Linked DNA regions of Homo sapiens: regions 2, 3, 4, 5 and 6 are each linked to region 1. A link is a loop called in an ENCODE intact Hi-C map of the cell type or tissue named here. Cell type or tissue: heart right ventricle. All regions are shown on one strand. Region 1 holds the start of LOC105375186 (a long non-coding RNA gene). Region 2 overlaps GPNMB (glycoprotein nmb). Region 3 overlaps GPNMB (glycoprotein nmb). Region 4 overlaps KLHL7 (kelch like family member 7). Region 5 holds the start of GPNMB (glycoprotein nmb). Region 6 overlaps GPNMB (glycoprotein nmb).

Region 1 (5,000 bases):
ATGGCAATACTGCCTTAGGCAGCTACAATATTAAACAACTGCTGCTTATTGTCTTTGTCAAATTCCCTGCTGGCGGAGCTGTTTGCACAAAGTGAGCTCTGATTCATGTCAAATAAATACAAGCCCTGAGAACGGAGCTTTTCAGTAAGGTGCCAGACAGGCTGAACACTAAAAACACCCTAGGGATGAGGCTTTTGAGGACCTCTTAACCTGTTCTGACTTCTCCAATGACAGTGGGCTGGTGGGTTTCACAGCTACCATAGTTGTGAAGCTGTTGGTTTTTAAGGCTACTATAAAGCTAGAGAGAGTGAGAAGGGATTAGGAAGAGTTAAAACACCTCAAGTCTCATTGTTATGAGATTCAGCCATTTGTCTTAAATAACTACTTCTTGGATTGTTATAAGCTTTTAGTTAGTTTCCAGAGATCTGAAAAAGTTAATTTTGACAATTTCCCAGTGTTCCTGTTGCTTTTATGGAGGAGTAGATTTTCAGAGGCCCTTATTTTACCTTTCTGGGAGTTGAGGTCACACTTACCATTCATACGTCATATTGTAAAATATACACACGACTGGCTGGGCATGGTAGCTCACACTTGTAATCTCAGCACTTCGGGAGGCCAAGGTAGGCAGATTACCAGAGGTCAGGAGTTGGAGACCAGCTTGTCCAACATAGTGAAACCCCGTCTCTGCTAAAAATACAAAAAAAAAAAAAAAAATTAGCCAGGCATGGTGGCAGGCACCTGTAATCCCAGCTACCTGGGAGGCTGAGGCAGGAGAATCACTTGAACCCAGGAGGTGGCAGTTGCAGTGAGCCAAGATTGCACAACTGTACTCCATGCTGGGCAACAGAGTGAGACTCTGTCTCAAAAAAAAATGCATGACATATATATTCCTTCCACTTCTGATTGGAAGTGAGTACCAACCTTCTGCTTAAAATTTTACGTATTTGATGACTGAAGAATTTTCCATAGACCAGCTTGTGGCTTAGCTGATGAAACCTGTTTAAAACTTGCTTCTCCTCCACTACTTAAATACTTTCAGTGCTGGTTACTGTAAGACATATTAGGAGATCTCAGGCCCTGCATCTTTGGCATCACAAGATAGGGTTGGCACAGTGGGACTAGGGACTATTCCTGAATGCCATTCTTACATTACAAGGGCTGGAAATAGCTTAACTGTATGGAAGTAACTGTGATCTACAAATATATATCCTGCTAGATGCCAAAAAATATATCCTCAGTTCAATTTGTGATTTGTTCCCAAAGATATATATGGCAATTTCAACACCACCAGATAGTTAAAAAAAAAAAAAAAAAAAGTATGATAGAGGGAAAATCAGGGTGAAATGAGACAATAGACTCAAGCTATTGTGGTTAAAATATCTTACTTTTATAAATTTTACAAAGCCAAATTGCTATGTGAACACATTGCTAGGCCCACAGCTTTGAAATCAGGCTGTTCAAGTTTAGAGACCCTGAATTTTAAGCTTGGATAATCCCCAGACCCCTGCCCACCACCTGGTCTTTTGTCTGATTTCTCTCTGGGTTTCTGCTTTTTTTTTTTTTTTTTTTTTTTCATTCTGCAGTCTCTGCAGACTGCTGCCTTTCTCTGCTTATCACATACACCGTCCAAATTGGCTGGCTGAGCCCCTTGTACATACTTCCAGTAGAACTGCTGCACACAAGCTCATCAACATCCATCTGTCCAGTGTCCAAAGAGAACATGATGCTCTTTACTTCAGCTTATTAATTGGGTCTCTTTGGTTTAGGTGTTCAACCTTAATCCAATAAACTGAGACCAGGTAGAGGTAAAGCCCCACAGAATAGGTACAGCTTTAGGAATCCCTCCTGTGGGTGAACAGAGGAGTAAGCAACTCACAGAAAATGGGAATTGGCTAAGTTGACACTTCAAGAAGTACTGGACTATAGAAAAGTTCAATAGGTTTAAGTAATAGGTACAGAAAACCTTCTCTAAACACTTAATATGCAAATATATTTTGGGATTTTTCACCAAGGATATATTTTACATGTCTCCCAAAATTGTCGCAAAGGTTCTCTACCAATCGCATGAGTCTGGTGAGAGAGACAGAACACTCACACAGGCTAGACAAAGATTTACTATGCACAGATAGATGAGCAGCAGGAATAAATAGAAGCCTAGGATCCACAGCAAGCCAGTCCTCTAAGGCTCAAGAAAGCTGCTGAGTGTGGAAAGGGTCTTATCTGTGTGTGCTCCACATTCCACTGCAGCTGAGGGACACTGAAAGCACTGTGCTCTGGGTTTTATACTCTAGGTGGCACTAGGATCACTGAGAACAAGCGCTGCAGTACACCCTGTTCTGGGAGGAACAAGGACACAATATGGATTATTCTGGACATCACCTCTCTATCTCAGAAAGTTGCATTCTCGGTTATTCTGAGAACTACAAGTTGCAGGGAGAGCTGGATTGGCCAAGATCACCCAAGGACCTATCCTCCTGTGGGTGCATTCCCAGAGAACCAGTTCAGGTTAGGGGAATCATAAGACTAGTTGTATTCCAAGAAACACATTTTGGGAAATGCTAGATTAAATAGTAACAAAGTTAATACAGGACAGGCACACATTTTATTTGCAGTATGCTTTATTGTGCTTCACAGATACTGCATGTTCTTTTGTTTGTTTTTTTTGCAAATTAATCGTTTGTGGCAACCCTGCATGGATCAAGTCTATCAGTACCATTTTTCCAACAGCATGTGCTCACTTTATTGTTTCTCTGAGTCACATTTTGGTAATTCTTGCAATATTTCAAACATTATTATTATTATCATTATCATTATATCTGTTATGGTGACCTGTGAACAGTGATGTTTGATGTTACTATTATAATTGTTTTGGAGCACCATGAACCGAGCCCATAAAACAGCGAATTTAATCAATAAATGTTGCGTGTGTTCTCACTGCTCCAGTGACCAGCTGTTCCCCATTTCTCTTTGTGTCCCCAGGCCTCTCTATTCCTCCAGACACAACAATATTGCAATTAAGCCAAGTAATAACCCTACAATAGCCTCTAAGTGTTCAAGTGAAAGAAGAGTTGCACATCTCTAACTTTAAATAAATAGCTAGAAATGACTATGCTTAGTGAGGAAGGCATGTTGAAAGCCAAGACTGGGAAGCTAGGCCTCTTGGCACCAAACAGCCACACTGTGAGTGAAAAGCAAACAAGCTTGGAGGAAATTTAAAGTGCTACTCCAGTGAACACATAAATGATAATAAAGCAAACCAGCCTTAATGCTGATATGAAGAAAGTTTTAGTGGTCTAAATAAATCAAACCAGCTACCACATTCCCTTAAGCCAAAACCTAACCCAGAGCAAGATCCTAACACTATTCAGTTCTATGAAAGCTGAAAGAAGTAAGGAAGTTGCCCAAGAAAATCTAGAAGATAGCAGAGGTTCGTTCCTGTGGTTTAAGGAAAGAAGCTATCTCCTTAACATGAAAGTGTAAGGTAAGGCAACAAGTGCTGATGTAGAAACTGTAGCAAGTTATCCAGAAGATCTAGCTAAGATCATCGAAGAGGGTGGCTACACCAAACAACAGATTTTCAATGTACATGAAACAACTTCTATTGGAAGAAGATGCCATCTAAGACTTTCATAGCTAGAGAGGAGAAGTCCATGCCTGTTTTCATACTTTCAAGGACAGGCTGACTCTTCTTGTTAGGAGTTAATGCAGTTGGTTACTTGAAGTTGAAGCCAGTGCCCATTTACCATTCCAAAAATCCTAGGGTCCTGACAAATTATGCTAAATCTGCTCTACCAGTGCTCTATAAATGGAACAACGATACCTAGCTGGCAGCACATCTGTTTACAACACAGCTTTCTGAATATTTTAAGTCCACTGTTGAGACCTACTGCTCAAAAAAAAAGGTGTCCTTTCAAAATATTACTGGTCATTGACAATGCACGTGGTCACCCAAGAGCTATAATGGTGCTATATGAGGAGATTAATCTTGTTTTCATGACTGCTAACACAATGTCTATTCTACAGCCCATGGATCAAGGAGTCATTTTGATTTTTAGGTGTTATTATTTAAAATATACATTTAATAAGGCTAGAGCTACCACAGACAGTGATTCTTCTGATGGAACTGGGCAAAGCACATAGAAAACCTTCTGGAAAAGATTCACCATTCTAGATGCCATTAAGAACATTTGTGATTAGGAGGAGGTCAAAATATCAACATTCACAGAAATTTGGAAGTTGATTCCAACCCTCACGGATGACTTTGAGAGGTTTGAAATTTCTGTGGAGAAAGTACCTGCAGATGTGGTGGAAATAGAAAAACAACTAGAATTAGAAGTGGAATTTGATGTGACTGAATTGCTGCAATCTCATGATAAAACTTGAATGGGTGAAGAGTTGCTTCTTATGGCTGAGCAAAGAAAGTGGTTGTTTGAAAAGGAATCTATTCATGGTGAAGACTCTGTAAATATTGTTGAAATGACAACAAAGGATGTGGAATAGTGCATAAACTTAGTTGACCAAGCAGAGACAAGGTTTGAGAGAATTGACTCCAATTTTGAAAGAAGTTCTACTATGGGTAAAATGCTATCAAACAGCATTGCATGATATGGAGAAATCCTTTGTGAAAGGGAGTCAATCAATGCAGCAAACTTCATTGTTGTCTTATTTTAAGAAATTGCCATAGCCATTCCCAACATTCAGAAACTACCATTCTGATCAGTCAGCAACCTGACCCTGATCAGTCAGCACCTATCAACATTGAGGCAAGACCTTCCACAAGCAAAATGACTGTGAATCTAGTGGGCATGGTGATGTGGGCCTGTAGTCCCAGCTCCTCAGGAGGCTGAAGCAGGAGGACTGCTTGACCCCGGGAGTTTGAGGCTGTAGTGTAGTATGATCACATCTGTGAATAAGCCACTGTACTCAATCCTGGAGAACACAGCAAGACTCCATCTCTTAAAAAAAAAGAAATAAAAATAAAAATAAATTTAAAACTTGCA
Region 2 (5,000 bases), 180 kb after region 1:
CAAGAAGAGGCGGGATACTTTCAGCTTTCCATGTAACTGTATGCATAAAGCCAATGTAGTCCAGTTTCTAAGATCATGTTCCAAGCTAACTGAATCCCACTTCAATACACACTCATGAACTCCTGATGGAACAATAACAGGCCCAAGCCTGTGGTATGATGTGCACACTTGCTAGACTCAGAAAAAATACTACTCTCATAAATGGGTGGGAGTATTTTGGTGACAACCTACTTTGCTTGGCTGAGTGAAGGAATGATATTCATATATTCATTTATTCCATGGACATTTAGTTAGTGCTTTTTATATACCAGGCATGATGCTGAGTGACACTCTTGTGTATATTTCCAAATTTTTGTACAGTCGCTGCACATATTTGAAATCATATATTAAGACTTTCCAAAGATGAGGTCCCTGGTTTTTCATGGCAACTTGATCAGTAAGGATTTCACCTCTGTTTGTAACTAAAACCATCTACTATATGTTAGACATGACATTCTTTTTCTCTCCTTCCTGAAAAATAAAGTGTGGGAAGAGACAAGACCTTGGTATTGTAATTATTTTTCTGATTCATCATTTGCTTTTCAATTTCACTTACAGTTGTTTCTTTTTTTTAGATGAGGGTCTCCCTATATTGTCCAAGCTGGTCTCAGACTCCTGGCCTCAAAGGATCCTCCTGCCTCAGCATCCCAAAGCGCTGGGATTACAGGAGTAAGCCACTGTACCCAGCCTCAATTTCATTTATAGTTTTTGACAAGTAAAAAGTTGTTTAACAATGTCTCATAGAGCATTGATAATCTCATAAATATTTTTTACCTAACTACATATATATATATATATATATATATATATATATATATATATATATATATATATGGCTGAGCACAGTGGCTCACACCTATAATCCCAGCACTTTGGGAGGCTGAGGCAGGCAGACTGCTTAAGCTCAGCAGTTTGAGACCAGCCTGGGCAACATGATGAAACCCCGTCTCTACAAAAAATACAAAAATTAGCCAGGCCTGATGGTACATGCCTGTAGTCCCAGCTACTCAGGAGGCTGGGGTGGGAGGATCACTTCAGCCCTGGAGGTCAAGGCTGCAGTGAGCCGAGATGGTGCCACTGCACTCCAGCCTAGGAAACAGAGCCAGATTCTGTCTCAAAAAAAAAAAAAGATATATATATATATATCTTTCAAATATCTGTATATACACACAATCACATCATATGTGAAACTTCAAATAAAAGTTTAATGTGTAAATGTATATAATCAGATCAATCTAAAAGAAGAGATTTTCTATAAGCGATTGTCCTGGACTCTTTGAGTAATCAGTATCATATTAAAAATAAAGGCAGGGGGTGGAATTCTAGGTCACAGTTTAGTAAACTTTTTCCATAAAGGGCTGGGTACTAAATCTCTTAGGCTTTATGGGCCACACAGTCTCGATCGCAACTGCTCAACTCTCTCATTGTAGCGTGAAAACAACCATAGACATTACATAAATAAAAGAGCCTGGCTGTGTTCCAGCAAAAATGTATTTACAAAAACAGGTGGTAGGCCAGATTTGGCCCATGGGACATAGTTTGCCTGTTTTACACTAATGGAGACAAAATGGACACAGCAACCAAACGCAATTTGAGAATCTACATTGGATCCTAGCTTGAGGAAAAAACAGTGATGAAAGATATTCGTGGGACAACTGGGGAAACTTGAGTACACACTGGATACCAGATGATATTATAGAATTGTTAATTTTCTTAAGGAATGGTAAAGGTATTGTGGGGATTAACATTTAGTCTAGGTTCTTCATTTCCTGGATGACCTAGAGGCCAAAAAAAATACAGCTATTTGTTCTAAAATCGCTTCCAAAGAGTGTAAAATTTGCAGAACAAGAATTGAGATTTCTCCCCATTTACGTGATGACTGTAGGGCCATGGTTCTCAACCAGGGGTGATTTTGCCCCCTAGAGGACATTTGGCAATGTTTGGAGACATTTGTGGTTGTCACAACTAGGGTGGGATACAACTGGCATCCCGTGGTTAGAGGCCAGTAATGTTGCCCAACATCCTACAATCTACAAGACAACCACCACAACAAAGAATTATCTGGCCCATGGAGGGCGCAGTGGATCCTGCCTGTAATCCCAGCACTTTGGGAGACCGAGGAAGGTGAATCACCTGAGCTTAGAAGTTTGAGACCAGCCTGGTCAACACAGCAAAAACCCCGTCTCTACTAAAAATACAAAAATTAGCCAGGTGTGGTGGCGCACGCTGGTAATCCCAGCTACCCAAGAGGCTAAGGCATGAGAATCACTTGAACCCAGGAGGCAGAGGTTGCAGTGAGCTGAGATCGCACCACTGCATTCCAGCCTGGGAGACAGAAGGAGACTCCATCTCAAAAAACAAACAAACAAACAAAAAACAATTATCTGACCCTGAATGTAGAACCACCCTGCTTTGTAGTGACTACTGAAGCTCTGGGCATGGACATGAAGACAGAAGACTATTTGAATCCAGCCCTGCCACTGAAGTCTGAGTAACTCTGGGCAAGTTGTTTGACCCTTCCTGAGCCTTTCCTTTCTCAGTCTCCTCATCTGTAAAATGGGTATGTCTGCCCTCCTTGGCTACTTCACAGGGCTGCGGCACATGCATCTGCCCGAATGAGTGGGCATGGAAGCACCCTGTTTATGGCATGGTGGTATGTACTCCATGTGAGGCCTGAGGACGGAAGCAGTGTGGAGAGGCTGTATCATCTTTATAATGACTAGGAGGCCAAGACATTAGTACCTAAAGCAAAAAAGTAATTTCAAATTGCAGCAGAATCACCTGAAGTTTGGTTAAAACACATATTGCTGGGCCCACCCCCAGAGCTTCGAATTCACTGTTCTGGGGTGAGGCCCCTTAAGGCTTTCTAACAAGTTTCCAGATAATCCTGCTACTGCTGGGTGGAAGGAACTAACGTTGAGAAATTTGGTCTTGAAATCCGCTCTTTCCTTCCCTTATCAACAGGGGGTAGCAGAGAGCAGCAAATAGACAGTCATTCTTTGAGGAAGCAGGTCAAAATCCTCATCAAACCTCCCTCAGTTTCAATCTAACAAGTGGCAGGAGAGAGGGCTGAAATAGTGAATTATTTAAATTTATATTATCCCTATGACCCCAGCAACAAGTCATTTAACTTGTGCTGAATCACAATTTGTGAAACGGGGGAAGCAACCTAAAAGATAGTGAGATAATTTGATTAATGTTTGTTGAGCGTTAGAACTTCCAAAGAAAATTGAAATGTATAGGTAATAAATTATTCTGGGAATTTCTTATTCTTGGGACTTTTTCTAAATGTCTGCATTTTAAACACTTCTGACTCATTTATAAACATTGGTTGCCCTCATTGAATTTTCAATTGTTTAATAGTTTAGAGGGCAATACGTTCAATGCACTCATTACATCCAGAATGTGTAGCAACTTCAAACCAGAGTGACAGTGTAAGGGCAGATGAGAAGGTGGTCATCCAGGGGTGATGGTGACCACATTCTGATGGGGCTTTTGGTGGGGGAAAATCCTTTAAGGTTTTTAAAAGAATGGTTCCAAAGCTGCCAGAATAGTTACCTTAAAAAATCAGAGTTCAGGCCGGGCGCAGTGGCTCACACCTGTAATCCCAGCACTTTGGGAGGCCAAGGCGGGCAGATCACCTGAGGTCAGGAGTTCGAGACCAGCCTGGCCAGCATGGTGAAACCCCGTCTCTACTAAAATTACAAAAATTAGCTGGATGTGGTGGCAGGTGGCTGTCACCCCAGCTACTCGGGAGGCTTGAGAATCGCTTGAGCCCAGGAGAAGGAGGTTGCAATGAGCTGAGAGTGCACCATTGCACTCCAGCCTGGGTAACAGAGTGAGGCCCTGTCCCAAAAAAAAAAAAAAAAAAGCAGAGTTCAGCTCCCAGGAATCACCCCTTGCAGACTGATTTCAATTATTCAACTGTCATTTACTGGGCACCAGTATGTCCCAAGCTCTTGTCTAGGAGAGGACTCAATAGTGACAAGAGAGACAAGGACTCTGTTCTCATAGAGCTTGGATTCCAGACTAATGTAACATGTCACCGCACAAGTGTCACTGCAGGAAGAGCGCTAAGCTCTGACCCGGAGTCCCCCATCTTGGTCAACCCCACTGGCCTCAGCTTAATCTGCAGGGACAGTTCCTCTGCTGCTTAGAACTGAACAGCCATTCCTATTGTCCTTGAAATTCTGGAATAAATTTTTTCTTTGGCGCTCTCCCATAGGCATTTTGGGATTTGGGTACCTTAATGGTATATTAGTATTTAACCAATTTTCATTCTATGTATAATTTTCTCACAAATGTCATGTCATCTCACTAATCAAAATGTTTCTCCAGTTTACAATGTAACTGCCATTATTAATTTCACTGCATGGGTTTGTTGTTTTGTTTTATTTTGGTTTTGAGACAGGGTCTCACTCTGTCACTCAGGCTGGAGTACAGCGGTGCGATCTCAGCTCACTACGACTTCCGCCTCCTGGGCTCAAGCGATTCTCCCACCTCAGCACCCCAGAGTAGCTAGGACCACAGGTATGCACCACCACACCAGACTAATTTTTGTATTTTTAGTAGAGATGGGATTTTGCCATGTTGGCCAGGCTGGTCTCAGACTCCTGAGCTTAAGTGATCCACATGCCTCAGCCTCCCAAAGTGCTGGGATTACAGGGAGGAGCCACCATGCCTGACCTATTGTATAGGTTTTAATGATGCAAATTAAGTATCAAGATTTGGGCTTATTGAGTCCTTAATTTTAAAGTGTTTATTTTTTATTTTATTTTTTGAGACAGAGTTTTGGTCTTGTCACCCAGGCTGGAGTGCAATGGCACAATCTCGGCTCACTGCAACCTCCGCCTCCTGGGTTCAAGTGATTCTCCTGCCTCAGCCTCCTGACTAGCTGGGATTACAGGTACCTGCCACCACACCCAGCTAATTTTTGTATTTTTAGCAGAGGCGGGGTTCCA
Region 3 (5,000 bases), 150 kb after region 1:
GTAGAAACATACATCAATCTGAACATTTTTTAAAGTAAAAGAATGGAAAAAGATATACCAGTTAAACACTAAGCATTCATATCAAAGTATTCTTTAGAACAAGGGATATTACCAGGGATAAAGAGCATCAATTCTTATTGAGAAAAGGGTCAGTTCATCAAGAAGCTGTAACAATTCTAAATGTATAGTATGCACCTGACAACAAAGCTTCAAAATACATACAGCAAAAACTGGAAGAAGAAACAGGCAATTGGAAAAACCACAATATAGTTGGAGATTTCAAGATTTTTCTCTCAGTAACTCAAATAACAAGTAGAAAATCAGTAGGAACACAGAAAATTCAAAAAAACACTATCAACTAGCTTGACATAAATGACATTTAAAAAGAAAACACTCTACCCAACAAATGTAGACTACACAAAGTATATGGAACATTCACCAAGACAGACCATTAAAAAGCTGTTTATCAGTAAACTTCCTGGTACTAGTACGTGTCGCTTGGAATCTTGAAGGCATTCCTGAGCCTGGCATTCCTTTAGCCAAGTGAGTAGTTCAGAATGGGAAAAAAAAATGCAAAAATCTGAAGATTATTGGCATCAGTGTTTTCCTAATAATATTGTATCAAATTTAAATATTCAGAGGATGTGTATTGAGAAGCCAAGTGATGGCTAAAAAATATTGACTTTCAAAATTTTTCTTTGATTCATTTAAAGTTCATAAAGACATAGGGTCTGAATGCTTGTAATCAAGGTATTTCCAGGAGACTTCCTTTAAAAAACAAAGCACCCTCTGTTTACTTGATGCACTGAATATATTATGTATGTGCTTTTCAACAGTAAGAAATAAAAAGTTTCTTTAACCACTGTGAGGTGATTACTAAATGAAGAATGGAATTTGTTTCGAATATTGATACAGGATTTCATGATGTGCTGGGCAATGAAAGACCTTCTGCTTACATGAGGGAGCACAATCAATTAAATGGCTGGTCTTCTGATGAAAATGACTGGAATGAAAAACTCTACCCAGTGTGGAAGCGGGGAGACATGAGGTGGAAAAACTCCTGGAAGGGTAAGTCAAAAGATTCAAACCAAACACCTGCAATTTCCTACTTCAGTAAGTCTTGTAGATGGTAAAGCCTTTTAGATCACACGGCTCACGTCATTTCCACGAATGACAGTGCTCTCATTACCAAGTGGGGAGGCACCTGGACTTGGCAATATTTTCTTTAGCCCAACACTATCACTTCCTAAACCACAAGTAATCTCCTTAGAAATTTCCACATTGGTAGCTCTTGGAATACTTTTGAAGGGTGAGCAGATTTAGCTTTAAACCTATTTAGCCAACCTGGGAATGATCATCTTCAGAAACCCAGTCACCCCAAAGCCATTTTTACTGTCTCAAAGGTGTGGCTTATCAGAAACGGAAAATCTTTCTTTTTAGATAAAAGAATGCATCCTTCAGCCATTGGTTTCGAGATTTAAAAATGCAGACTTCTAAAACTTGTCTCCTTAACCCAACAGAGCTGATTTGTTTTATTATCATAGGTAAATGTTCTTGCTGTGATTAGAGAATTCTTAACTGGTCTGATTTATTTTTTAATTTATCTTCTAGAGTGTTGTACTCTGAAAGCTAAAGTGAGGAATACAAAATATAAATTTAATATATTATAAAGAGGCATATGGGTCCTCTGGTCCTTATTAATAAAGTTAGCTCTAAATGTTTATGAACGAAAGGAAAAAGATGCTGGATCATCGAGCCCCACTTTTTTATACCCTAGGAGGCCGTGTGCAGGCGGTCCTGACCAGTGACTCACCAGCCCTCGTGGGCTCAAATATAACATTTGCGGTGAACCTGATATTCCCTAGATGCCAAAAGGAAGATGCCAATGGCAACATAGTCTATGAGAAGAACTGCAGAAATGGTAAGAACACAGTATTCTCCTAAACTACTGGAGACCCAGTTTCTAAACCTTAATGATCACAGGTGCTTCTGTAAGTGCCAGATGCTGATCTCATCCCTTGCCACTGCACTCCATGAGCTGGATGACAGAGACAGTGAGTGTGTGGTCCTACCCAGTGCCTTCATCAACATCAACGTCAGCCAGACCTACTGCAGCAAACCAGTGGCTCTCCCTTGCTTGGAGCCCTCTTCAAAAGCCACATCACCACCTCCTGCTTTTCCTTAGTGTCCAGTTGACTGGACAGAGAATACCTTGCTGAGTCTCAGATTTTGCTTTTATTACTTGGAACTCTTTTGGCTACTCAAAGAATAGCCAATTTGACAGATGTTTGCTGATCAGTCTAATTTAGGCTGACAAGGATTTCTCAAGCAAATGCTGTGTAGCTGGCGCAAATGCTAAAATGTGTATATTTTGGTTTTGCTTTGCTCTTAGTGAAAGAAATAAGCTCTCTATCTATGTTAAAGAGGACCAAAGGTGCAAATACATCAAGGGAAATTATCTTGTCAGAATGGTACATGCTCAAAAAACGGAGTTAATGGCCGGATACCATGGCTCATGCCTGTAATCCCAGCACTTTGAGAGGCCGAGGCAGGTGTATCACCTGAGGTCAGGAGTTCAAGACCATTCTGGCCAACATGGTGAAACCCCATCTCTACTAAAAATATAAAAATTAGCCAGGCGTGGTGAGATGGAGTCTTGCCTTGTCACCCAGGCTGGAGTGCAATGGCGCGATCTTGGTTCACTGCAGTCTTTGCCTCCCGGGTTCAAATGATTCTCCTGCCTCAGCCTCCCAAGTAGCTGGGATTACAGGCACCCACCACCATGCTCAGCTAATTTTTGTATTTTTAGTACAGACGGGGTTTCCCCATGTTGGCCAGGTTGGTCTCAAACATTTGACCTCGTGGTCCGCCCGCCTCGGTCTCCCAAAGCGCCGGGATTACAGGCGTGAGCCACCGCGCCCAGTCAGCATTTGTCTTTCTATGCCTAGCTTATTGCACTTAACATCATGGCCTCCAGTTCCATCCATGTTGCTGCAAACGATGGGATTTAATTCTTTTTATGACTGAGTAATATTCCATCACATTTTCTTTATCCATTTATCTATTGATGGATACTTAATTTGGTTCCATATCCTGACTATTGTGAATACTGCTGCAACACAGGAATACATACATCTCTTTGATGGATTGATTTCCTTTCTTTTGTATATATTCCCAGCAGTGAGATTGCTGGCTCATATGGTAGCTCTATTTTTAGTTTTTTGAGGAACCTCCATACTGTTTTCCATAGTGGTTGTACTAATTTACATTCCCACCAACAGTGATATACTGTTGGTGATTTGTATGACTTTTTTGAGAAATTGTCTATTCAGATCTTTCAGCCATTTTTGATTAATTTTTTTATTGATACATGATAATCATACACATTTCTGGGCTATGCGTGTTATTTTGATACATGCATACAATTTATGGTGATCAAATCAGGGTGATTGGGATATCCACCTCAAATATTTATCATTTCTTTGTGCTGAGAACATTCCAAATCTTTCTCTTTTTTTTTTCTTTTCTTTTTTGAGACAGAGTTTCACTTTGTCACCCAGGCTGGAGTGCAGTGGCACAATCTTGGCTCACTGCAACCTCCACCTCCCAGGTTCAAGCAATTCTCCTGCCTCGGCGTCCCAAGTAGCTGGGATTATAGGCGCATGCAGCATGACTGGCTAATTTTTGTATTTTTAGTAGAAACGGGGTTTCACCATGTTGGCCAGGCTGGTCTCGAACTCCTGACCTCAAGCGATCCGCCCATCTCGGCCTCCCAAAGTGCTGGGATTACAGGTGTGAGCCACTGCACCCAGCCTAAATCTTTCTTCTAGCTGTTTTGAAATATACAACAAATTGTTGTTAACTATAGTCACCTAGATTCAACAATTTTAGCACTTTGTCATAACTGCTTCTTTCCATATATCTATAATCATATGTAGATATAAGGATAGCTATATATATCTATCTACATCTAGAGACAGAAAGAGGGATTTTAAAAATCATTTAAAGCATCAAAAATAGCCAAATATACAAACCTTGATTGGGGTGATAATGGTGTCAGGGCTATTTAGGACAATGCTCTTATTCTTAGACATGTGTGCCGGAGTCTTTATGAATAAACAGTCATGATGTCAAGTGTGTCAGGAAAAAAACCTACAGAAAGAGGTGTGTCAAAATAAAAAGATAAAGTATCTCTGATTTGAATAGGATTGTGACTTGAAAACCCGATAGGAAGAAAAATACATTAAATGATATCTCTACATTGGATTTTTCTGAATAATTGCTTTGTATAAAACCTTCATTGAAATATAACAAATTCAGAAAAGTGCACAAGTCATAAGCATACTATTGGATGGATTCTACATATTAAGTGTTTAGTTGTCTAACTACTTTTAAACTAGTTATGAAAAAAATACGAAAAAGTGTTTAATTCAGTGATGCATGCACATTGGGTTTTCTGAGCCTAGATAACACTCATGGCTGGTTTCTATCTCTGTTTAGAGGCTGGTTTATCTGCTGATCCGTATGTTTACAACTGGACAGCATGGTCAGAGGACAGTGACGGGGAAAATGGCACCGGCCAAAGCCATCATAACGTCTTCCCTGATGGGAAACCTTTTCCTCACCACCCCGGATGGAGAAGATGGAATTTCATCTACGTCTTCCACACACTTGGTTGGCTTTTACAAACCCCTAAGCTTCTTCTTTACCTTTCCTTAAAATTTCAACCTTCTCTTTTCTTACTCTATAATTGAGAATGATAACACAGAGAGTTAATAACAGTCACCCTGCTAACTTTCCTTAGCATGAGTGAACAGTGAGAGATAAAAATGAAATCTTGGTTAACCTTGCCAAATCTCCAGGACACCGAAGAGTTAAAAAGAGAGAAAAACAAAAAGATTAAGCTCTTTTTCAAAAAAACAAAACCACTTAATTTTTTTCTACCTAAAACCATAACAAGAAAAAATGCTAACACTTATTTATTTGAATGGCACATGGAG
Region 4 (5,000 bases), 73 kb after region 1:
AGAGATATAAACAATAATTATAGAGAGTTACTCTTATGCCAAGTTTCCCTTTTGTTGTTGTCCTTACTGTTGTTTGGCGTCTCTTGGTTTAAGTTAGCTGCTGAAAGCACAAGCCTGTGTGCCAGTACCACCTTCACAATCACAAATGTCAGTCTTGGGAGTGTATGCAGAAGAATGTATTAAATCTCAGAAAAAAATAACTAAACTCGATTGTCTGTGTATATATGCATAATGCTGCAACCTGTGAATTAATATCCTTTAACACTTGGGTCCACATTTATATTCTCAGTTTCATTATTTATATATTAGTGGCTGTGAACAGAGCAACATGAGGTATTAAACTTGACAGAATGATAGTACTTTTTTGTTACCAGAGCAGCATAAAGTTCTTAGTGTAGATTTAAAGATGGACATGTGAATAGTAACAGATACTATTAATTTCCTGATTGCCTGAGGCCCATTATAAGTTTGTGTTTTACTTACGCATATATAAATAATAATTAAAGCTAGGTGTGATAGAACTAGTTAATATTTCCTGCCAGCAGAGGTGTGAAGAAAGAAAAAAGAATTATTTATCTTCGAAGCATCTTCCTCTTCTTTTTTGTTCCCATATTACAAGTTTTTATGAACCTCAGGAAATGGATTTCCTCTAAAAACGTGTTTTTTAATAGATATCCTCATTTTCTTATATCCTATCAGAATTGAAAGGAATAAAATCCATGTTTTCCCCGTGTATTAATAAATTACCCATAATCATTGTTCAACTTTTGTTTTCTACCCTTCTAGACATTTTGTGCGTATATGTACACATATGTGAGTAGTAAATGAGCACTTAATTAGAATAATAGACCTTTCTCATTAGTATGAGTTCTTTTACTTCCTGTAAACAAGCACACTAAAAACTTTAATTTTTTCAGATGGACTGAGCTGTGTCCAATGATTGAAGCCAGGAAGAATCATGGGCTGGTATTTGTAAAAGACAAGATATTTGCTGTGGGTGGTCAGAATGGTTTAGGTATGTGATGTTAATTCACTGTTCCACTTTCCTGATGAGTTTGCTGATACTTCCTTAAATTATTGAAGCATTTTTAAAAATCTAGATAGAAGCATTTACCATGTATATTATTATATCTATTTTTATAGTTTCTGGGAATTAACATACTTGATAAAATATCGCAGGATGTTAAACATTCCTGTTTATGAAATGTCGCAGTAGTCACCAGTCATTGTGACAATTTTAGATGGCTCCTATACATTCCCAGATACCTCCTGGGGAATGATGTCGCACCAGCTTAAGAACTATTGAGCAATAGAAATATTTGAACTTTAAAAAACCTTTAAAAACTTTTTAAATACAAGTTTTAAGGCTTGTATCCAGGTCCTAAATGGTAAAGTTTCCTAAATATTTTTAAACATTGCATGAAAATATCAATATTGTAATTTTTAAATGACTAAATTTGGCATTTTGTTTTCATAAATAATGTACTAAAGAATCTTAAATAATTGTCTTAAATGAAAGGGAGTCGGAACTGAATCTAGACACAAGCTTCAATTTAGTCAGTACTTTAAGCATCACTTAAGTGTACCAGTAACTTCTTTTCCTTCTTCTGTCCCTGTCCATTGCTATTTTCCATAAAGTGCTAAAAGGAGGAAAAAGAAGGACATTTGAGTAATTATAATCAAAGTTAATCAGAGGGGAAATCACCGATTGGTTTATTTTGCATTTTTCCAGAATAGATAAAACATGTTTAATTTTGTAGAAAAAAATCAATATTTAAAAAGAAATATTAAATGTCTATTGTGTTAAGAGTAAGAATTTAGGTGGTGGCTATGTGGACATTCACTGTAAAATTATTACAGTTTTTCTGTGTGTTTGACATTTTTCACAATAAAATATTGGAAAAATACAAAAAGTTATTACTTTAAGAAACCTTAGAATTGTTGATATAGTTTTTCATGTTGTTCATGTTTTATTCTTTTGAAGGTGGTCTGGACAATGTGGAATATTACGATATTAAGTTGAACGAATGGAAGATGGTCTCACCAATGCCATGGAAGGGTGTAACAGTGAAATGTGCAGCAGTTGGCTCTATAGTTTATGTCTTGGCTGGTTTTCAGGGTGTTGGTCGATTAGGACACATTCTCGAATATAATACCGAAACAGACAAATGGGTTGCCAACTCCAAAGTTCGTGCTTTTCCAGTCACAAGTTGTTTAATTTGTGTTGTCGATACTTGTGGAGCAAATGAAGAGACCCTTGAAACATGAAAAATGAGTGGACTTCAGACTCATCAGAGACTCTAAAATATAGCCACCAGTGCTTTGTTCCAGGAGTTTGGTGACAAAGTTTTGGTTTGGTGTTTTGGTAAAGAAAGTTTCAAGTGAAATGAGGTTCCTATAAAATAGATGTTTCTTTTATATGGATTTCCTTAATTCAAAGATCATATTTTAGCTGGCCACAAAACCAAGAACATATCTAGCAAGAAAACTTGAAAAAGTATAAGCATTTGTTAAAAATGTGAATTTCTTGAATGAATTTCACATTTGTAACTATGATTTTGGCAGAATAGAAGATTGGCTCATCAGTGAAGCGCAGTATCTTAGCTCTAGATTCTATTTTCATGCATCACAGAAGTGCTATACGGTTAGGTCTGTTTGTGCTCAGTCAAGAACTAAGAAATAGTATGAATTGTAAGTCAAGATGGGCAACTCAGATGGAGCAGCTTAGTCTCACAGTTTGCTTGTCTATTTATTTTATTTAGTGCCAAATGTATTCCATTTTAAAAGTAAGCCAGAGTGAGTCAAGGCATATACACACTTTCTCACAAAACTTCCTAAACAGATTTGGGGGTTTAATATGTCCAACTCCTCATGAAATATATTCAATCCACTTAAATATATTCCATCTTTTTAACATAAAATGTAAAGCTTAGCACCCATCATTAATTTATGTCTCTGTTTTATCCAGTGGTTAAAAAAGGATTCTGCCTCTTTAGTCCTCACTGTTAAATAAAACCCAATCATAGTAAGTGATTAACTAGCAAAAAGTAAAGCTATTTATAGCAAATTTCTAGATCATTAGAAAAGCACTGGTAGTTGTACAATATCAGTGTTGACTTTGAACTTCTTTAACGAGATCATGAATTCTTTTCCCTTAGCCAAAACATGAAATATTTAACCTAGTTGTCTCTAAAAGTTTTGTAATCATGAGTTAGATATATGTCATCTCCTATTCATTGCTTTTATGTGATCAATAAATCTTTTACAAACCCAACTACTCATTTCCTTCCTAGTAATACTTTGCCTTTTTCACTGTGTATGGAATGAAACATGTAAAGCTGTCACAATCAATGTTTTTATCTGATAATATTAAATATTTTTTAACTTAAAATAGGCCACTCAGTTTGTTCTTCAAGTATTTTAGGTAATGGTTGTTTTTAGAATTTGTGAACCAGTGTCTCTTAATTTTCAGTTTTCTTTATATAGAGGTTATAATAGTCTTAAACCCTAAAAATGTTTAAATCAAAAAGGAATTAGGAAAAACATAATGATAGGTATATTTCTATTTGTGTAGGGTTTTTTAATGTACAGCTTTATTGAGATATAATTCACATACCATACAATTCACCATTTAAAGTATACTATTCAGGCCAGGCACAGTGGCTCACGCCTGTAATCCCAGCACTTTGGGAGGCCAAGGTGGGTAGATCATTTGAGGTCAGCAGTTCAAGACCACCCTGGCCAACATGATGAGACCCCGTCTCTACTAAAAATACAAAAATTAGCCAGGCCTGGTGGTGTGCACTTGTAATCCCAGCTATTCAGGAGACTGAGGCAGGAGGATTGCTTGAACCTGACAGGCAGAGGTTGCAGTGAGCTGAGATCAAGCCACTGCACCCCAGCCTGGGCAACAGAGCAAGACTAAAAAAAAAAAAAAAAAAAAAAAAATGTATTATTCAGTGGTTTTTAATATATCCACAGAGTTACGCAACCATCACCACAATTTTAGAACATTTTCATCACCCCAAAAAGAAACCTTGTACTGATTAGCAATGGTTCCCTATTTCCCCCAACGCCCCTGTATTTCCTAGGGCTACCATAACAAACTACTGCAAACTTGGTGGCTTTAAAGAACAGAAATTTATTCTCTCACAATTCAGGAAGCCAGCACTCCTAAATCAAGTTGTCAGCAGGGTTAGTTCCTTCTGGAGGGTCTGCAGCAGAAACCACACATGCCTCTCCCCTAGCTTCTGGTGGTTGCCAGCAATCCTCAGCATTCTTTGGCTTGTAGCTGCAGCACTTCAGTCTCTGTCTCTGTCTTCGCATGGGCTTTTTCCCTGTGTGTCTCTGTATCTTCACATGGTGTTCTTATAAGGACAACATAGGAGCCAGACACAGTGGCTCAGGCCGGTAATTTCAACACTTTGGGAGGTGGAGGCAGTAGGATCACTTGAGGCTAGGAGTTCAAGACCCTGTCTCTACAAAAAAATAAAAAGTTAGCAGGTGTGGTATATACCTGCAGTTCTAGCTACTCAGAAGGCTGAGGTGGGAGGATCACTTGAGCCCAGGAGTTCAAGGATGTAGTGAGCTATGATTGTGCCACTGCACTCCAGCCTGGGTGACAGACTGAGACCCTGTCTCATTAAAAAAAAAAAAAAAAAAGCTGGGCGCTGTGTCTCACGCCCTTAATCCCAGCACTTTGGGAGGCCGAGGCGGGTGGATTACCTGAGGTCAGGAGTTTGAGACCAGCCTGGACAACATGCCAAAACCCCGTCTCTACTAAAAATACAAAAATTAGCCAGGTATGGTGGTGTGCACCTGTAGTCCCAGCTACTCAGGAGGCTGAGGTAGGAGAATTGCTTGAACCTGGGAGGCAGAGGTTGCAGTGAGCTGAGATTGCGCCACTTCATTCCAGCCTGGGTGACAGAGCAAGACACCTTCTCAAAGCAAAATACAAACAAAAAAAGGACAACATAGGGCCCGCAATCCAGTATGACCTT
Region 5 (5,000 bases), 150 kb after region 1:
CTCTAAAAAAAAAAAAAAAAAAAGTTTTTAAGTAATTTAAAAAGCAAATAACTATATACATTATTCGCTTTACATTACATGAAACTAATAAGTATTTCCATTATTCCTTTATTCATCAATATTTGAAAATTGTTTCAGTCATGAATAATGTGTTCCTTTCGTTGTTTTCCCCTTCATATTTGCTGCAAAGGCTGTAAAAGGCACTCTACAGAGTTGTTTGCCGCCTTAGGGATGGAAGTCAGCCACTCCTGCTGTATGGATTTTAGTTTCATAGGCTATTTCCATTCCTCCTTGACACACTGAACCATAAATCAATACCCCAAGTTTTACCCTCACCTGCAACCAAGGTTTCTACTGCACTGAAAATGGCCATGTGAATGTGAGTTTGAGAAAGGTCACATATGGTAAAGTTTTCATGTTGCCACATTTTCTGCATACTCTGTAACCAGGAATGATTTGACTGTATAAATTTATCTTACAGACACACTTGTTTGTACATTTAATGCCTGCTTTCTATAATATGAAAAAATACACAGAACGTTTTATGCAATTGGCTCTGAGTAATGCAACACATAAATGCTTTGAGAGCAGTTACCAAAAATTATGCAGGTTATTACAAAAGTTATATGGAATTGCACAGATATTCTAAATGTGCTTTTGAGTAAATTTCTCAGCTACCAGAGGCCTGGGCAGCTGTTTCCAGCACATCCTGGCACAACATTCATGTTATCATCCACTTATGTATTCCACAATTTCAAATGATTGATAAGACACCTCCCCCATCTTTGCTTCCTCTTGGAGGAAAAAAATATACAAGCAATCACGAGCACAGGAGCAGGTGGACAACTACATCTTAGGAAAGGGTGCGTAACTGTGAACTCTAAACGTGAGCTGGGTGCCTGATGCAGTATAGGAACCACAGTAAGTCGATAATCAGTGAGGCTGGAGGATTGAAATTTTATTTGGTAAAGAATATTGAGCCAGGCGCGGTGGCTCATGCCTGTAATCCCAGCACTTTGGGAAGCCGAGGCGGGCAGATCACAAGGTCAGGAGATCGAGACCAGCCTGGCCAACATAGTGAAACCTGCCTCTACTAAAAATACAAAAAATTAGCCGGGCATGGTGGCGGGCACCTGTAATTCCAGCTACTCAGGAGGCTGAGGCAGGAGAATGGCTTGAACCTGGGAGGTGGAAGTTGCAGTGAGCTGAGATCGTGCCATTGCACTCCAGCCTGGGAGACAGTGTGAGACTCCATCTCAAAAAAAAAAAATGAATATTGAAATAGAGTCTATAGGAAAAAAACTCCTTGAATCTAGTAAATGTGGAATCACAAAATTGAAATAATGTGCATCTGAAAAGTGAATAAATAGATGCCAAGAAGGAGTGAGTCATAAGCACATGAGTTGTAAGAGGTTGAACTTGAGAGACCAGATCAGGCAGTGCCGCTTAATACCATCACATGATCCTCCCCGAGGCCCTGTATTTAATTAAAATAGAGAGGGAGGCACCACAGATGCCAGAAGAACACTGTTGCTCTTGGTGGACGGGCCCAGAGGAATTCAGAGTTAAACCTTGAGTGCCTGCGTCCGTGAGAATTCAGCATGGAATGTCTCTACTATTTCCTGGGATTTCTGCTCCTGGCTGCAAGATTGCCACTTGATGCCGCCAAACGTGAGTAACCCTTAATTTCTATGTTTAACCCATTCTCTGGCCATTGGCTGAAATGATGGCTAATAATATCCTCTGAACTAGAGGTTGGACTGAAGTTCTTCAGGAAGCTTTCATCTCTGGCTCACTCATCTCTTCTTCTGCAAACTGTTGGGAAGGCTGAAACTACAGCAAAATGCCTCCAGCTCCATTCTTTGCTTTCGGCTCATGGAAAGTAAAAACTATGCTGCCCTTCTCTTGTGAAGCTTCTTTTCCATTGCAATTGCAACCCATTCTTGCCAGACAGTGGTTGGGGGAGGGTTGGACAGCCTCCGGCCACAGAACAAAGCAACTCCACCAACTAAACTATGTCCAGCTTCCATCCAAAAGGGTGGAGACCTCACATGAAATGGGGTCTCCAATCTGGAGGCAAATTTACGAATCTCCCCAGCCCTGAAGCTATTGCTCCTCCTGCGGGGCTTCCTCACAGACCTGCAGGAGCTTGCTGGGAGAGGAGCTGAAGCCCAGGCTCTCTACCCTGGTCAGGCAGGAGAGGCCAGGGCATTTTTAACAATACTGATACCCACGCAATGAAACCGGAATCTTTGGGAGTGGGGTCAGAGGATCCTTGTTTTAAAAGTTCCTCTTGGGATCTGCCTATGCAGCCAGGGTCCAGACCACTGAAGCAGTGTGCAGATTCGCGAGAGGAAGAGAGCTGAGCCGCTGTAACCCTGGGCCTGGGATTGCGGGGACGGGACGGGTGGGAAGCGGCCAAAGGCGCAGCGGCTTCTGGTCAGAGCCGCAGAGGCCTGAGACGTGGGCCGCGCCCCGGCCCAGGAGACCCCGCGGCCGCGCCCTAACCCTCAGTCTCCCGACTGCGACTGCGACCCGGGAAAACGCCTACGTTTTTGGAAAGGAAGTCCCATCACAGGGAGCTGACCCGGTGTCAGCGCGCAGCACGTTCCCGGCCCGCAGTGCGCCGCGCGTCCTCCTAGCAGCCCGCGGAGCCCGGCACTGTGATGGTCCCGCTTCCCACACGAGGCCACGGGCCACAGAGTGGGCAAGGAACTCGCCCCAAGCCACACAGCGGGTAAGTTGAGGAGGCAGCCTTCCATCCCGACCTCTGTCCTTCCTGCCCGGGTTTGGGGTTGGACAGGCTCGGGCTCCCCGCCAGCCTAGGGGCTGGGTCTCCAGTGGCTTTGCTCCATTTCCTCATTTCCTTCAAAACGAGGAGTTTTCGTTTCCTCATTTGCAAAACTGGGTAATTGTGTTCTTGTGAGATCAGCTGCTTGGCGTGAGAGACGTGCATGGTGGGGATTGTTCCTACGGAGGCAGACCTGCACCCACCCTCAGGATACCTCCCAGGACAGGCTACTTTAAAGACGAAGGAACACAGAATAGACCCGATGGGGGACACCTGCTATTATTCCACCCTCTTTCACCAGTCCACTTCGCTCTGCTCAATAAAACAGATTAGCAGGAGGCCGAATCAGCGCTGTCAGCTCGAGAGGAGTCCTCAGCCTCTTGGGCAGTGTAACAAAACCCAGCCATTCACCAGGTTCACCTTGCTCTGGACTAAATATTCTGCCCAGAAAAAAATAAGGGCAGGCAGAATGTAGCAGTGTATCAAGCACTAAAGATTTCCTACCATTTTCCATTCGTAGCCCTGAAGGAAGGAGAAAGTGTGGACAAGGTAGGTGGAGGCAGCCCAGCCACCACCTCTCTGCTGGTGGACACAGCAAGGATGCCAAAGTGTGGAGGCAGAGTCGGCTGCAGCACTGGGTGCGACCTCAAATTTACCTTCACATTGATTGCCCCCAAAACCCACCCCCACAGGCTTTTATTTTTCTTTTAAAATCTGCTTACTATTGGGTTTTTTTTTTTTTAATCAATTTTTTTAGAGACAGGGTCTTACTCTCACCCAGGCTGGAGTGCAGTGGTGTGATCACAGCTCACTGCAGCCTCCAACTCCTGGGCTAAAGGTGATCTTCCACCTCAGCCTCCTGAGTAGCTGGGACCACAGGCACGTGCCACCACACCCAGATAATTTTTGTATTTTTTGTAGAAATGGGATCTTACTACATTGCCCAGGCTGGCCTCAAACTTCTGGGCTCAGTCCTCCCTTGGCCTCCCAGAATGCTAGGACTACAGGCATGAGCCACCTTATCCGGATGGGTTTATTTTATTTTTTAAATTTTTGTAGAGACAGGGTTTTGCCATGTTGCCCAGGCTGGTCTGGAACTCCTGGGCTCAGGCAATCGCCCACCCTCAGCCTTCCAAAGTGTTGGGATTACAGGCATGAGCCATTGCATCCGGCCTTTATTTTTAAATTCAACTTTTTATTGTGAGGTATTTATAGATTCACATACTGTTGTAAGAAATAATACAGAGAGATCCCCATGCACCCTTTACCTGGTTTGCCCCAGTGGTATCATCATGCAAAACAGGACATCACAGCCCAGATATTGACATTGATACAGTGAAAACACAGCAGAGCTCCATCACCAAAGTATTCTCATGGCTATAGATGTATAGCCAAATCTACTTCCCTCTTTCCAAACCTCACCCAGTCCCTGGCAACCACTAATCTGGTTTCCATTTTTATCATTTTGTAATTTCCAAAATTCTATACAAATGGAATTATCCAGTATGTAACCTTTTGAGATTTGCTTTTTTTAAAACCCAACATAATTTCCTGGAACTTTATTGATTTATTGAAGTAACTGCATCAATAGTTTGTTCCTCTTTGTCACAGAGTAGTATTCCATGGTATGGATGTACCACAGTTTGCTTAACCATTCACCCATTAAAGGACATCTGGGTTATTTCAATTTGGGCTATTATGAATAAAGCTGCTATAAATATTCATGTGCAGATCTCTGTGAGAATATCAGTTTTGTTTCTCTGGGATGCATGCCAAAGGGTACAATTTCTTGGTTGTATGATAGTTGCATGTTTAGTTTTGCAAGAAACTAACAGAGTGGCTGTACCATTTTACATTTCCACTAGTAATGTGTGAGCAATCCAGTTTCTCTACATCCTTGCAAGCATTTGATGTTGTCACTGCTTTTTAGTTAGGTCTTACTGATAGGGATATAGTGATATTTCACTACTGGCTAATGATGTTGAATATCTTCTTGTGTGTTTATTTGCCATGAGATGAATGAAATGGTGAAATATCATTTCATTAATTTTTACCAATTTTTCTAATTGAATCCCGTGGTTTTCTTATAGTGAGTTTTGAAAATTCTTTATATATTCTAAATACTAGTCCTTTATTGGAAGTGTAGTTTACAAATAATTTCTCCCAGTCTGTAGCTTGCCTTTTCATCCTCTTTCATGTCATGTTTCAG
Region 6 (5,000 bases), 160 kb after region 1:
GTCTCCATCTCCTGACCTCGTGATCCGCCTGCCTCGGCCTCCCAAAATGCTGGGATTACAGGCATGAGCTACCGCGCCCAGCCACTTGCTGTATTTTTATATACAAATACTATTAGGAGATGGAGGATTCCAGTCCCCTTTTAAAAATCCACTTAATAATATAGCGGAAATAGTAACAAAAATAAGGTAGGTTATTGGATAAATAATTTTTTTAACTCTTCTGGACACCTCATCATTATATTAAATGTATTTTCTATGGGGAAAACATGTATTTCAAGTGCCAAATTACTTAGCACAAACAGCATTTATTTGTAAACTAAGGGCTAACTGTTTTATGCCACTAAACAGCTTTTTAAATTTTAACCAACTGTATACAATTACATGTATACAACTGTGGGTTTGTTTTATAAGATTTTACATTAAAATGAGCACCATCTCCCTTTCTGAAGCAGCACCACAGGCCCATCCTATTTTCCCTCCTCAGAGCAATCTATAAATGGTGGTAGCTAGTCTTTAAGGAACAGCTTCCTATAATGATGATATAATGCAGCCAATAACTAAAAATTTCCATCCTCCCAAAGGTCAGTATTTCCAGAAATTGGGACGATGTTCAGTGAGAGTTTCTGTGAACACAGCCAATGTGACACTTGGGCCTCAACTCATGGAAGTGACTGTCTACAGAAGACATGGACGGGCATATGTTCCCATCGCACAAGTGAAAGATGTGTACGTGGTAACAGGTGAGTGGTGTGAACTCTAACTGAGGATGAGGCACTTCATTCTGTTGACGTCAATGGGTTAAAAAAGAGGTAAGGCCAAGTGTTCGGGGTTAGGTTACAATGCATCTGGCCCACCTAAGCTTGTGTATTTAATTAGTTGTAGTTCATCTGTTTTCCAGAATAGCTTAGGGAAACCCCAGAAAACTTGCATGTGAAAAGGAAAATAATGCTAAATTATCCCTCATTTTAATATTTCAACCTAAAAGCATCGTCGAAGCCCTCCACTTACAATCAAGCAATCATGCATTCTTTATTTCTTTGGGGGATGTATCTTTTAGATCAGATTCCTGTGTTTGTGACTATGTTCCAGAAGAACGATCGAAATTCATCCGACGAAACCTTCCTCAAAGATCTCCCCATTATGTTTGATGTCCTGATTCATGATCCTAGCCACTTCCTCAATTATTCTACCATTAACTACAAGTGGAGCTTCGGGGATAATACTGGCCTGTTTGTTTCCACCAATCATACTGTGAATCACACGTATGTGCTCAATGGAACCTTCAGCCTTAACCTCACTGTGAAAGCTGCAGCACCAGGACCTTGTCCGCCACCGCCACCACCACCCAGACCTTCAAAACCCACCCCTTCTTTAGGTAAGGTTTCGCAGTGATCTTTGAGGGAGGCTCCTTAATGGCTAACAAAATATTCACGCAGGTCATATTATTAAATCCCTCCTTAAGGGGATATTGTAAGGACTCTGCGGTGATTCCATTTTCTACCTGTTGATTTTTTAAAGCAAAGTTATCACCATTTTACACCTATAGAACACAGAAGAAGGAAGAATGTATGTAAAGTCACTTTGCAAATAGAATTCAGTGACTTGTAGAAAGTTCTTTGACCCTCCTCATTTGCACTGGTCCCTGCTATGTGTACACACTCTCCCCTCTTCTAACCTGTCACATTTTTGTTTATCTCCCATTTTTTATGGCTATGAGAAGGCACACTGGCTCCTTATACGATCAGGTCATTTCTATGTTCCTTCCTCTCCCCCACTAATTTCTTTCCCTACCCTGCCCACACCTACCCAGTGTCCATGAAAACACAGCTGTACTTGAAAGCAATTTCCAAATGGTCCAAGAAAGAATGTAGCTTGAGAGTATGTCTGGGTTAGCAAGCTGCAGTGACTCCTGACATTAAAATTGTGCTGCATCGTATGTTTATTGCGGCACTATTCACAATAGCAAAGACTTGGAATGAACCCAAATGTCCATCAATGATAGACTGGATTAAGAAAATGTGGCACATATACACCATAGAATACTATGCAGTCATAAAAAAGGATGAGTTCATGTCCTTTGTAGGAACATGGATGAAGCTGGAAACCATCATTCTGAGCAAACTATCACAAGGACAGAAAACCAAACGCCGCATGTTCTCATTCACAGGTGGGAACTGAACAATGAGAACACTTGGACACAGGGCGGGGAACATCACACACCAGGGCCTGTCGGGGGGTAGGGGTAGGGAGGCGGGATGGCATTAACAGAAATACCTATTGTAAATGACGAGTTAATGGGTGCAGCACACCAACATGGCACATGTATACATATGTAACAAACCTGCACTTTGTGCACATGTACCCTAGAACTTAAAGTAAAATTTAAAAAAAAGAGAAAAATAAATAAAAATAAAACTGTGCTGCATTTAAGGCATGATTAATTCAATACCACCCTATATTAATAGTCTGGGGACATTCAAGAAGTCCTTAAGAGTCCACTTTGGGTAGCACTGGCTTCCATCTGATTCCCCACGCTACCCCATGCCATCACCACCCTTTTCCCACTGGGCCAGTTGCACTCAGCACCCCAGGATCCTGGGGATAGCAATAGGCTGACATCCTCTCACTGGTCACAAGAGGGCGCCAGGGACCAAGCCCACGACGGTCCATCATGACGTCTGGGGCTTCTTGTTTTTACAAAATCCTGTTTGTTATAAATTATAAAGTTTTACAATAAGATGTTAGTAATAAAATGAGAGCTTGTTAAATCAAGCATATCTAAGTCAAGACAACACAAGTTATCACTGATTTCGATTATCTCAAAAATGTTTTAAATTACAAAGTTTATGCATGTTCCTTAGTAAAAATTAAAACAATGTAGATGTCTAGAGTAAAAAGCAAAAGTCCCCACTCGTACTCTCCTCCCAAGAGTTAAACCCTGTTAATAATTGGGAGGATTTCTTTCCAGATATTTTTCTATGCATTTATAAACATATACTATATATACACATAAGGTTTGTTTTGGTTGTGTAAATGGGTTCATTTACACAAGAGGGCTATTCATATTGTTTTACAATTTGCTCTTTTTCTAATTTAACAAACATTATAGACATCTTTCCACTGTTAATACATATAAGTCTATCTCACTTTATCCAGTGGCTGCATAGTGTTTCATAGAATGTATGTACTGTCATTTATTTCACCATTCTCTTTTTTTTTTTTTTTTTTTTTTTTTTTTGAGACAGCGTCTTGCTCTAACACCCAGGCTGGAGTGCAGTGGCACAATCTTGGCTCACTGCAACCTCCACCTCCTGGACTCAAGTGATCCTTCTGCCTCAGCCTCCCAAGTGGCTGTGGCTACAGGCATACACAACCACACCCAGCTAATTTTTTTATTTTTTAGTAGAGATGGGGTTTCGCCGTGTTGCCCAGGCTGGTCTCCAACTCTTGAGCACAGGTGATCTACCCACCCCAGCCTTCCAAAGTGCTGGGATTATAAGCGTGAGGCACTGTGCCCGGCCCACCATTCTCTTATTGATGGATGATTAGATTAATCCTAATTCCAACTACAATTATAACTGTATTGAACAACTTTAAATATACAGCTTCATTCTAGTAATCCTTTAGGAGAAGCAATTTTTTTTATCTACAACTATTAATGATCTTCTTTACAAATAAGAGGACCAGGTATAAAATTCAAAATAAATTACAGATGCTTTTAATATTTAAGTTCCAGAATGGTAAAAGACTTAATGTTAGGTTGTTTAATGTTAGTCTACTTTGAATTGCATTTTTATTAAACTAGCTTGTTTTTCTTATAAACTATTTATATCATAGCATGTTTTAAAAATATATTTGAAGCCAATGAAAAGCTATTTAAAATTTCTGTTGTAATTTCTCCCTAGGTGACACCATAAGATATAAACTAGTGGGCCAGGCATGGTGGCTCACATCTGTAATCCCAGCACTTTGGGAGGCCGAGGCAGGTGGATCACCTGAGGTCAGGAGTTCGAGACCAGCCTGGTCAACATGGTGAAACCCCGTCTCTACCGAAAATATAAAAATTAGCCGGGTGTGGTGGAGAGTGTCTGTAATCCCAGCTACTTGGGAGGCTGAGGCAGAAGAATCGCTTGAACCTGGGAGGTGGAGGTTGCAGTGAGCCGAGATCGCGCCATTGCACTCCAGCCTGGGCGACAAGAGAGAAACTCTGTCTCAAAAAAAAAAAAAAAAAAAGATATAAACTAGCAACCCCTACAAGTTAGTTAAGTTTTATTGCGAAGGAAAGCTGCCTGGCTTTATCTAAAGGTGTTAGATCAATCATAATCAACCCCAAAATGCCTTAAACCAGCATCTCTCTTAGGGAGAGCGAGGAGGGACGTTTCTAAAAGGGGTCTCTTCTAGGGAGCATTTCCAGCTGTACAGGCCATATTAAAGGGCTTGGATGACCAAGTATTATATTATTGTTTGGCCAAAAAATATGTTCTCTCTGCTTTGGTAAGTGGCTTCTTAATAATGCACAGCCGAAAATAGAAATCAAATGCAAATGCAGGAGTGAGGCAGAAGCCAGTTGAAGAGGTGACCCAGGTAGATGTGTTTAAATCTGAGGGCAGATGCATGTGTGCTATTTTTAAGTCACGGAATTCTCTTCACTTAGCTAACAGTGCTATTATTTGTTTTTCAGACTTGTGAACAAATCTGAAAAAAAAAAAAAAAACCTTTTGTAAGACTGATGCTAATTACTGTAATACTCTCTCTATATATAAAATAACATCATATCATAGAGAACTTTCCCAGAGAATCAAGAGCTCTCACACCGTTCTCTGGGCAACAGGGACATAAATACCAAATTAAGGATGAAGTTGACCTTCTTTCTCATCTGTCTTTTAAGGTGTGCGTTTCTCTCCATTAGCCCTTGAATCATACCTTGACTTTATAGACACAATGTTTGCGAAGCTCCATATGCTTTTTTATTTTTATTTTTATTTTTTTTTTGAGATAGA

Evidence for each region. A loop is a pair of places that touch in the nucleus more often than their neighbours do. Peaks named below come from ENCODE experiments on the same cell type or tissue, not always from the same donor. Only the 100,000 strongest peaks of a DNase experiment are listed, where the experiment ranks them.
Region 2: it touches region 1 in a loop (2.5-fold over the local background); 6 of 110 quality-filtered maps call a loop at or near these places.
Region 3: it touches region 1 in a loop (3-fold over the local background); 20 of 110 quality-filtered maps call a loop at or near these places.
Region 4: a loop joins it to region 1, with 2.5 times the contacts of the local background. A loop is called at or near these places in 86 of 110 quality-filtered maps.
Region 5: a loop joins it to region 1, with 5 times the contacts of the local background. A loop is called at or near these places in 17 of 110 quality-filtered maps.
Region 6: it touches region 1 in a loop (2.5-fold over the local background); 8 of 110 quality-filtered maps call a loop at or near these places.

What each region holds. Positions count from the first base shown.
Region 1 is chr7:23,098,624-23,103,623 of GRCh38, forward strand. It overlaps KLHL7-DT (KLHL7 divergent transcript), which reads right to left. Exons shown (of 3, transcript NR_046220.1): 3 at 2,605-4,955. It overlaps LOC105375186 (a long non-coding RNA gene), which reads right to left and starts at 572. Exons shown (of 3, transcript XR_927096.2): 1 at 534-572. In heart right ventricle, CTCF peaks have their summits at 2,292 (motif pointing right) and 2,496; no DNase peak of the experiment used is centred here; H3K27ac peaks cover 295 bases.
Region 2 is chr7:23,274,571-23,279,570 of GRCh38, forward strand. GPNMB (glycoprotein nmb) reads left to right here. Exons shown (of 11, transcript NM_002510.3): 11 at 1-538. Among named protein-coding and RNA genes, the nearest start is that of MALSU1, 22 kb to the right of the region's middle. RefSeq lists silencers at 2,967-3,026, 3,037-3,086. In heart right ventricle, CTCF peaks have their summits at 3,008 and 3,209; no DNase peak of the experiment used is centred here.
Region 3 is chr7:23,252,392-23,257,391 of GRCh38, forward strand. GPNMB (glycoprotein nmb) reads left to right here. Exons shown (of 11, transcript NM_002510.3): 2 at 916-1,068; 3 at 1,778-1,921; 4 at 4,501-4,674. Among named protein-coding and RNA genes, the nearest start is that of GPNMB, 8.1 kb to the left of the region's middle. In heart right ventricle, no CTCF peak of the experiment used is centred here; no DNase peak of the experiment used is centred here.
Region 4 is chr7:23,172,031-23,177,030 of GRCh38, forward strand. It overlaps KLHL7 (kelch like family member 7), which reads left to right. Exons shown (of 11, transcript NM_001031710.3): 10 at 918-1,015; 11 at 1,985-5,000. The coding sequence ends at 2,268. Among named protein-coding and RNA genes, the nearest start is that of NUP42, 7.5 kb to the right of the region's middle. In heart right ventricle, no CTCF peak of the experiment used is centred here; no DNase peak of the experiment used is centred here.
Region 5 is chr7:23,245,257-23,250,256 of GRCh38, forward strand. It overlaps GPNMB (glycoprotein nmb), which reads left to right and starts at 1,519. Exons shown (of 11, transcript NM_002510.3): 1 at 1,519-1,671. The coding sequence starts at 1,602. RefSeq lists an enhancer at 2,971-3,090. In heart right ventricle, no CTCF peak of the experiment used is centred here; DNase peaks (open chromatin) are centred at 1,532, 2,218 and 2,645; H3K4me3 peaks cover 2,954 bases; H3K27ac peaks cover 3,210 bases.
Region 6 is chr7:23,259,399-23,264,398 of GRCh38, forward strand. It overlaps GPNMB (glycoprotein nmb), which reads left to right. Exons shown (of 11, transcript NM_002510.3): 5 at 582-740; 6 at 1,058-1,375. Among named protein-coding and RNA genes, the nearest start is that of GPNMB, 15 kb to the left of the region's middle. In heart right ventricle, a CTCF peak has its summit at 2,639 (motif pointing right); a DNase peak (open chromatin) is centred at 2,634.